2 separate regions of the Mus musculus genome follow, and region 1 is linked to region 2. A link is a contact called in ENCODE Hi-C data. All regions are on one chromosome and are shown on one strand. The core of a region is the stretch at or near the end of the contact, and the rest is flanking DNA. Distances in the headings are between cores, read along the strand shown. Region 1 overlaps Srgap1 (SLIT-ROBO Rho GTPase activating protein 1). Region 2 overlaps D930020B18Rik (RIKEN cDNA D930020B18 gene).

Region 1 (4,524 bases), core at 266-2,765, 170 kb before region 2:
TCTCAGTAGCCCTTGACGAACCTTCTCTCCTCCCTGCCTCCCACCCCGTGTTTATTATTCCTTTTAAGTTCAGGATGCTTGAGAAATCTAGAATTTGGAAATGTTACATAACAGAAGTAAGAAATTCACGCCAACTAAGTGGCTTTATGGACCTATGAACACCATAGGGGCCCGAGACAGACTGCCTGTCAGAAGCCAGCACAGAAGTACGCATGCGCACGCACATACACCTCCCGCCTAGGAGGGAAAAGTCCAGAAGTACCTGCTAGGCAAATGGAGTTCCTTAGCCAGATGTCTGTTCCACTGTCTGATTAAGAAGCCATTGTGAAACCAGATCTCACACCGACAGGATCCACTTGGCTATAGTGGAAATAGAAACCCACAGGGCTTTTGTCCTTTGGTGGAGTGAAGTGTTAGGGGGGATGATGGAAACTTTGTAGCTGCTCTTCAAAACACCAAGTTGGTTTGGTAGTTGGGGTCAGAATTCTTTCTGCCCTCCCTCCATTTTATCTCCCTCCCTCCCTCCCTCCCTCCCTCCCTCCCTCCCTCCCTCCCTCCCTTCCTTTCTTCTTCCTCCCTCCCTTCTGTCCCTTCCACCTTTGCTCCCCTCCTTCCCTCCCCCTCTCCTCCAGTTACCCTTTCTCTTTTAAGCTCTAAGGAGCACAGGTTGTGTCTGGAGTGAAAGGCCTTTCTCAGTTTCAGTCTCCTCTTTGTATTTCAGCCTCCCACCTGAATCACTACTTACACAGCGAAGCAGCAGTTCTTGCTTCCATATAATCAGGTGGAAGATGCTGTCTTCGTTCTGAATAGTAGACTGATTTTAAGCACTAGTCCATATTAAAGAAATGGGGCCCGTTTCCTTTTCAAACCCGAGTCTTTATAAAATAAGATGTTATTGGAAGATAGAATGATTATTTTTTTCCCCAATCTCTCTGATGTATACAAAACTGCAGGGAACCATTATAGATTGGGAGAAGCAAGAGGAATAAAAGAAGTCTTTGTTCACTTGAGCCTAGAATCTCCAAATTAACCAAAATGAATCATTCTCTCTGTATTTGGGGCGCAGCTGACTCCACCAGAGATGGATGGTAGTGAGCCAGTTGCTGCATTTCACAATTGTATTACTTGTGACATCATAGCTGTTTGCCAATTTTTATAAATCAAATCATAATCAACTCCTCTTGTCAGCTTGGGGAAACAGCACCCCCAAAGGGCAGGGTCACAAGACCTTGACACTCGAGTGTTCTAGGGAAGTGTCTCCAGTGTTTAATCATTAAACTATGCATCCTTCTTAAACTGCAGACTAATGAGTCAGGGTAGAGCTAAATATTCTGTATTTTTAAACAGTTTAAGGGGTTTGTTTTTGTTTTTGTTTTTTTTAATGTGTGATTGTGTATATACGTGGAGCACAGGCCATAGCAAATGTGTGGAAATCAGAGAATAGCCTGTAGAAGCCAGTTCTATCATTCCCCAATGTGGGGGGTCCAGGAGCTCGATCTCAGATCGACAAGCTTGGCAGCAAGCCCCGCCCGACACCTGCCTATCCCGAGTCCAGGATTCTAACCAGCCCCTCGTGAAGCTATTGCTGCTGATCACATTTTGAGCAACAAGATTTTGAAGTAACTTTGCTTTAAAGTCTCCATTTTAATAGTTTGGAATCTGAAGCTGGAAGGACAAAGTGCTCACTGCTGCCCCGGGAAAGCTCACCTAGGGCCTTCTTCGTGCTAAGTGAGCACCCGGCCACTGAGCCTCCAGACTAGCATTTGGTGTTTCCCTTCCCAGAAGCTGGTGATGCTTCCTGGCCTGGGGGACCTGCTCTTTGTACCAAGGCTGCTTCCTGTGAGCCATCTCCTACCATCTTCGTAGCAAGCCAGTGAACAGCTTCCTTTAGGATGGAAGTGTTTTGCTGTGGCCCAGCCTTAATGTGCCTGGAGCCTAGTGTAATCCCTGGCACCTGGCCCATTAATGATTTGAATTGAATCAAGGTGAATTGACTAACTTCATTAGAGCAATACAGAGATGACCTGGTTTTGTCTATTTAAAATTATGTGCTTCCTCTTTAAGAGATTTCCTCCTCTTCCTCCTCCTCCTCCTCCTCTTCCTCTTCCTCTTCCTCCTCCTCCTCCTCTTTCTCCTCCTCCTCTTCTTTCTCCTCTTCCTCCTCTTCCTCCTCCTCCTCTTCTTCCTCCTCCTCTTCCTCCTCCTCCTCTTTCTCCTCCTCCTCTTTCTCCTCCTCCTCTTTCTCCTCTTCCTCTTTCTCCTCCTCCTCCTCTTTCTTCTCCTCCTCCTCCTCCTCTTTCTTCTCCTCCTCCTCCTCTTTCTCCTCCTCCTCCTCTTTCTCCTCCTCCTCCTCTTTCTCCTCCTCCTCCTCTTCCTCCTCCTCCTCCTCCTCCTCCTCCTTTTCATATATCCAAATCCAACATTCTGCTGTCAGTAATGGCTGGCTCATTTCCAGACTTATATACTCCTTTTAAATCATATTCATTTAGGATGCAAGAGACTCAGGGAAGAGGGGAAACATCAAAGCAGCTCTTTCCTTAAAAATTACTTCTAGTTTTAATTACATATCTGTGTCTGTGTGGCGGTATAAGCATGTGATTGCAGGTGCCCGAAGAGGCCAGAGGCGTGGAATTCCCCTGCAGCTGGTGTTTCAGGCGCTTGTGAACCACCCAGGTAGAGGCTGGGACTTGAACCCCAATCCTCCTAACTTCTGAACCATCTCTTCAGCCCCAAGTATGAAACAAATTCTGTCTATAATAAGAGGACTTTAGCAACCATCTCCTATTTAAGAATTTTATGCTGGGAGTTAAAGGGAAGGGATTTCTGAGTATTTTGATAGACTCAAGCCTGTTCCCTTCTACAAATCTGAATTAGTCTTGAGTCGTCAATAAAATATGCAAATCTTAAATCTCACTTAGCATATTTGTCTCCTAGAAGGGTTTGAATAAATTGCTGTATCAGTCACAGCGTCGAGTGAATGAAACTTGGATGCAATTCTTCATTGTTTCCTTCCTCTGTTGTATTGTGCTGTTACATTTTTGATAGCTTTATTATGTATAATTCACATACCACTCCGCTCACGCACTAAAAGTCTACAGTTGGCATTTAGTACTTCCAGAGAACTGTGTGCCCATCACTACAGCCAATTTTAGAACATTTTTATTATTCCTAAAAGAAATCTTGCACCCCTCAGCAATTACCTCTCCAATTCTTCCACCCCGCCCCCACCCCCAGCAGGAGCCATCTTCTGCCTCTGTTCTCTTCTTTAGATAAACGGATTCATACAATGCATAGGCCTATTTGTGACTGACTTCTTCTACATAGCATATTTCTAAAGTTCATGCATGTTACAACATGGATTCATATTCTGTTCCTTTCTGTGGATGAATAATACTATTCTAATGTATGGTTGTATGACAATCTGCTTATAGATTCATTAACTGGTAGACATTTCTTTCACATTGTTGCTATGACTAGAGCTGCTATAACTCTTCAGGGGCAAGTTATTTTCATTCATCTCACATACATACCTAGGACAGTTTTTTTTTTCTGACCCTGTGAGCATGTGTGTACATCTATGTGTGCATGTGTGCTTGTGCACATGTATGCATGTGTGTGCCTGTGTGTGTGCATATGTGTGTGTAGTCTAAGTGCATGTAGATACAACAGAAACACCACCTATCACTCTCCATCCAGTTCTTTTGAGTGAGGGTCTCTACTGAACCCAGAACTAGCTGTCCCTAGCACACGTCCTGTCTGCACACGCCCACTGTGTGAAGGTTGCAGGCATGTGTGGCCACATTCTGGTTTTCACATGTGGTGAGGTGTGGACTCGGGTCCCTTCTGCTTATACACCGAAGTGCTGCTACCCAAGGAGCGTCTTCCCCAGCCCAGAGTCTTGGAATAACAGTGTGTTTCACCTTTTGCGCAACTAACTGTTTACCAAGTGACTATACCACTTTATACTCCTGCCAATGGTGTGTGAAGGTTCCAGTTTGCCCACATTCCTCCTAGTGCTTGATGTCAGTGTGTGTAAGCTGGTTTCTCGTTGTCTTTTTTGTTAAGATTCATTTATTTTTATGTGTATGAATGTTTTTGCCCTTATGTGTGTCTGAGAACCATGTGAATGCGGTACCCACAGAGGCCAGAAGAGGGCATCAGATCCCCTGAACTGGCATTAACAGATGGTTGTGAGCCACCATATGGGTGCTCTCAACCAAACCCATATATCCTTTGCAAAAGCAACAAATGCTTGTGACTGCAGAGTCACCTCTAGCCCGTTCTTGTTATCTTTTTGCTCTGTGTTTCCCTGATAACCAAGGGTCTCCAGCATCTTTTGATAACACTGCCCCAACCACTTCTCTGCCGTCCTCATTGGTCTCTACCCAGAGACTCCTCTCTTCTCACGGGCCAATTTGAATTATTGGATTATAGGAGTTCTTTATATATTCTAGACCCAAGTCTCTTTACAAACACTTTCCTCATTCTGGTTTGACCTTTCAGTGGCTTGATAATTTTGATGGA
Region 2 (4,854 bases), core at 350-2,849:
TGTAGGCTTACTTGGAATCTACTGAGACAACATAGCAGAGGAACACACTACCCCACGTCAAAGTGTACATCCAGGGGCAGGAGGGATGGCTCAGTGGTTAAAAGTGCTTGCTGTTCTTCCAGAGAACCTGAGCTTGGTTTCCAGCACTTACACCCGGTAGCGCGCAACTTACACTGGGTAGCGCGAAAACCCCTATGGCTCCTGCTCTAACGTATCCAATGCCGCCCTCTTCTGGCCTCTACAAACCCACACATAACCATAAAAGAAAAAAAGAGTGTTGTATACAAAGCCAGCACTTGGGAGATAGAGGCAGGAGGAAAAGGAGTTCAAAGCCATTCTTGGCCACTGAGCGATCAAGTCTCCCTGGGTTCCGTGAGACCCCGTTTTAATAAACAAAAGTGTTGTTTACAGGCAGAGGACACTAGAGAGCTTGGAGAAGCTAGTGAGCTTACAGAAAGAAATAGGCAAGGCCTAGAAAGTGGCTTAATGTAAATTGGTTAGATGCCTGAGTCAGAACTAGAAACGAGGTTTCTGGGTGAAGGTTTCATTCTTATACTTTTTTCCCCCAAAAGTTCAATACTTAAGACTTTTTAAAAAATCACAATAAAAGGAAAAAAAAAAAAAACCTCATGGAAACAAATAAGACTAGTAATTTATAAATAATCTGCAAACAAAACATTTTTTATCAATGTATCAAAACATTATTTTGAGAGTCACAGTATACCAGGTTTTTCAAGTTGAAAACTCAGTACTACCTTTATGGTATTTTTTTTCTTTTGAAAGATCTTACAATGATTCTATTAAACACTGCACTGACAACGAAACCAGCACATAAGAACTTGCCTGGGATGCTGGCAAATCAAGTCATTACTGGCGCAGTAAGAATGGCGTGTGGGAGCACAGCAGGGCGAGGAGGCGGCTGAGGCTGCCCAGGGCAGGTGCACACATCTGGAACATGGGTAAGAAGGTTCCCTCCTTAGCCACCTACAGCCTCTCAGAGTAGCAATTTGAGAAGCTAAAAGTGTCTGCATGCCTTTTTTAACACAAAGTCTCATATCTAGAAGCCAGTTTTTATTTTATTATTTTTTGTGGTGCTGGACACTGAACCCGGGGCCTCCCTACATGCTAGGCAAGTGCCCTACCATTTGAGCTACAGTCTCAGCTGGAACGGTTCTATTTTTACATAAAATATTTAGAAAGCTATAGAAGTAGTAAATTTAAGAAATATATTGAGCAATCAGTCAAAATCATATAAATATTATATTAAAAAATGATCACTGTAAAATAATTTAAATATTGCTGGACAAATTTATGACACGAAACTAAGTCTCAACAAAGTCCCCAGCCGTGGTTCCATTGAGCACCACAGGCAAAGCCGCCCAGAGTGCACTTTCTTTGGAAGCAGACTTTCCTCTCCTACTTCCTCAGGCTGTAGGAAGTTATACAGAAAGCCCACTTCTGGTGTTTTTTAAAGTCAAACGCAACAGCTCCAGAAAGTGTTTGGGGTCTAAGTTAACTTACAGCCACTCAGTGTGACCTTTTGTAAATGAGTGCGAGAGGCTCCACAGGCTGGTTCAGACTGGCCCACTCTGGCGTGAAACAGAGCAGCATACTGCGGAGCTTCCCCACAGGAAGTCCTGCCTGTTTTCCTTCAGTATTCCGTGCAGCTGCAGTGGTGTCCTCCTGCCCACTGCTGCAGGCACACTTTTGACATTAAAATATTTCCGGGTAGGGGAGAAAGTGCCGCACGCCATCACCCACACGCCATCGCCGGGCACTTCTCTAAGGCTGTGTACTTTGTACTTCTACGACAATCTTGCTGCGGGTGTTCCAGTGGCTCCCTCCAATCGCCAAGGAGACCCACGAGATCTGTTCTGCACACGCAGGCTCTGAGATTCTGCGCTTGCTCAGTACTGTTTTCATGGCTTTGAGAAAGCTTTCATTCTGGAGAGGTACGGCACTTTCCATAAGTGAAGAAAGATGTAGCCAGTGTTTGTGTTGCTTGGGGCTGGGTTGTTTTGCTTTGGTTTTGTTACTGTTTGTTTGGGGTTTTTTGGTTTTGTTTGTTTTTTTTTTTTTTTTCCTGTGGTAGAGCTTGAACACACATCTTCACAGATGCTAGGTAGAGACTCTGCCTCTGAGTTGCAGGCTCTCAGCCCAGACATAGCTACTTAAAAAAAAATTAAGACTCTACCCCCACCCCAGAACTGGGCGTGGGGACACACATTTTACTCCTAGTGCTTGGGAGGCGGAGGCAGCGGCAGGCAGATCTCTGTGAGTTCAAGGTCTACAGAAGGAGTTCCAGGACAGCCAGGACTACACAGAGAAACCCTATCTCAAGAAAGCAGAAACCAAAAAGTAAGAGCTCTTAAAGCGGTGTTAATGAGCACTTCACTAGACTCTTTAGAAGGAAGGAGCTAAATAGTCCATAAATCAAAAGGCTGTTTTCCATAGTGACTTCAGTGGATACTTTATACTTCTAACCTCCTCTAACATTTTGCACACTGTTTCTGCTCAATCAACTGCAGAACTTCATGACAGAGCTGAGTGGTGGGCTCTGTAATGGGGTAGCAGCCTGGGAGCCTCTGCTCCAAGGCCGGCATGTGAATAAAGTACCTGCAAGTCACAGAGAGAAACAAAACACCGTTAAAACGAGAACTTTCACACTGGCTCATCCAGTATGTTCACATTCGCGGCACAACGATGGAAGGGTGGGGGAGGGGAGGGGTGGGGGTGGGGGAGGGGCGGGGTGGGAGTGGGGGTGGAGGACCCTTAGCCACGGGGACTCAGCATGTCCAGACTTCCAACCTCCCGAGCTCAGGACTTAGAAAATCCTTACCACATATGCACTCCAGCCTTTCTCTTTGAGACAGGAATTATTAATAATGGATCTGCCACCTAGGCGGTGACCAAGACAGGATGGGGCTGTCTTCACCAAAATCTATGCTAAGGACTCTGATGGTGGGCCCTCAAACTGCACAGCAAGGAGAAGGGAACCAAGATGAGATAACCCGTCCGATCAGGCAAGAGGAAAGAGTAGGGTTTATCTCCCATAAAGATATAGGCAACCTTCATCCGCGTCCTTGAGTAGCATCAAAGAACGAAGACCAGAATCACTGAGGGTAGCTTTTTAAAACTGCCATTCCTAGATCATGCCCCAGGCAAACCAAAACAGAAGGACCACAACCTGGGTCAGTGTTTTTGATAACAGATGATTCTAATGCAAGGTCAGTTAAAACCATTGGTTTAAAAAAAAAAAAAAAAACCACAAACCTGAAGGTCCACAAGAATCATAAACCAGGGGGCTGGAGGAGAAAGCAGGGGGGATGGTAGCCAAAGGGCACACAATCGCCCTAACAGGGTCCTGCTGGGAGCTCCAGGTCCTACTGCTAACCATTTGTGCCAGCCGTCCTGATTGTTTATAAAGTTTATAACTAGGTCTTTTATAATTAGGATAAGCATGATGGTACATGCCTGTAATTGCTGTGAGTTCAAAGCCAACTTAAGCTAAATGGTGAGTTCCAGACCAGCCTGGGCTACACTGTAAAACTTTCCCTCAAACTGGAAAAACAGGTGTGGGTGTGTGTGTGTGTGTGTGTGTGTGTGTGTGTGTGTGTGTGTGTGATGTTATACATACCACAACATACTAAACCTTGGGAATATGATAAATGAAAGACATGGGAAAGGGCGTCCATTGGACAATTGTCTAGAAGACTGGGTAGGTAAGAGGTTAGAGCCAAGAGCTGAGAAGGAAGAATGGGATATGTCTGCTTAGCAGGCACTGGGTTTATTTTAGATAATGACAGTGTTCCAGGGTTCAATAATTACAGTTGCAAAAACATTGTGAAATGTATTCAGAGCTACCAAATTATATGCTCTAGAGGGGTAAATTTCACGCAATGTCAGTTTTTCCTAATGAAATTTTCAAAGGAAGTTAGGAGGCAGGAGTGGAGGGGTGCTGGGACTGATTTGTGGGATCAACTTGGAGCCAAATAAGTTCCTTTTATGGTATCCAGAGTGGACCCTCTGATGTAATGCCACACGCAGGAAAAACGGAGTCCACACAGAGGGCTGGATTTCTTCCTTTTGAAGCCAATATAAAGCTGTAATGTACGCCTCCACATCTTCTGATGTCTCTCTCTCCGAACCAATAGCAGAGCCAAGCTGCCAGAACCCTTCTCATTTAAGGCAAAAACTACCTTAGCTTTTCTTTAGTGTGAGTTAGTTCAGGTTGTACTGCTGAGTGCTTTGCTGGCCTTTATAAAGAGGTGCAACCCCTGAGGTGCACAGCGGAGCAGGCTGGCTGCCTGAGGAAACCAACCCTGGCTACTGCCGCCTCTTACTGTTTTGCTCGTGACAAGGGGGTAAATGAAGCCAATGGACAGCCAGCTAACTCCCCAGTGTGTCTAGGTTCCCAATCTGTCCCCCTTACTGACTGATCCCTGCAAAACGCCCCTGCAACGACTGGCTTGAACTCAGTTCATGATTTATCAACCCTTCAATAGGATTTGTTACTCTAAAATAAATCATTACACGTCTGTGCAACGTGGGCTGCACACAAGAAAGGCAATCGATTCGAGACAAGTGGATTCTAGGTCAGGGGCACTCAGATGGTAGTGGTTCTTAGAGCTGTCCCAGATTTCACCTTACCTGTGATCAAACAAAGAAGTACCAAAAAAAAAGTGTGGAATTTTCCATCACCATTTAACCCAAGCATCGTCCTGTCCTAAGTGATGTGTTTATAGGAAGAAAGAGAGCAGGGGATATGTTCTATGGAGGTGTAGTCAGGTATGGGGGGAGGAGGTGCCTGCCTCACCTGACACAGGGACAGTATAGTATAGAATAGGTAGAGAA

Evidence for each region. A loop is a pair of places that touch in the nucleus more often than their neighbours do.
Region 1: a map of mouse trophoblast stem cell shows a loop between it and region 2 (2.6-fold over the local background). The contact joins two enhancer-like sites. A Hi-C loop is called at or near these places in 2 of 37 maps with a recorded cell type or tissue (T-helper 1 cell and mouse trophoblast stem cell).

What each region holds. Positions count from the first base shown.
Region 1 is chr10:121,855,702-121,860,225 of GRCm38, reverse strand. The region is part of intron 6 of Srgap1 (SLIT-ROBO Rho GTPase activating protein 1); the gene reads left to right. Among named protein-coding and RNA genes, the nearest start is that of Gm46183, 63 kb to the right of the region's middle. Within about 2 kb of position 1,515, at least 1 of the 3 ENCODE cell types and tissues checked has a DNase peak (open chromatin) inside an H3K27ac peak, as active enhancers do.
Region 2 is chr10:121,690,121-121,694,974 of GRCm38, reverse strand. D930020B18Rik (RIKEN cDNA D930020B18 gene) reads right to left here. Exons shown (of 13, transcript NM_177335.4): 13 at 1,061-2,616. The coding sequence ends at 2,490. Among named protein-coding and RNA genes, the nearest start is that of Gm35865, 13 kb to the left of the region's middle. Within about 2 kb of position 1,599, at least 1 of the 3 ENCODE cell types and tissues checked has a DNase peak (open chromatin) inside an H3K27ac peak, as active enhancers do.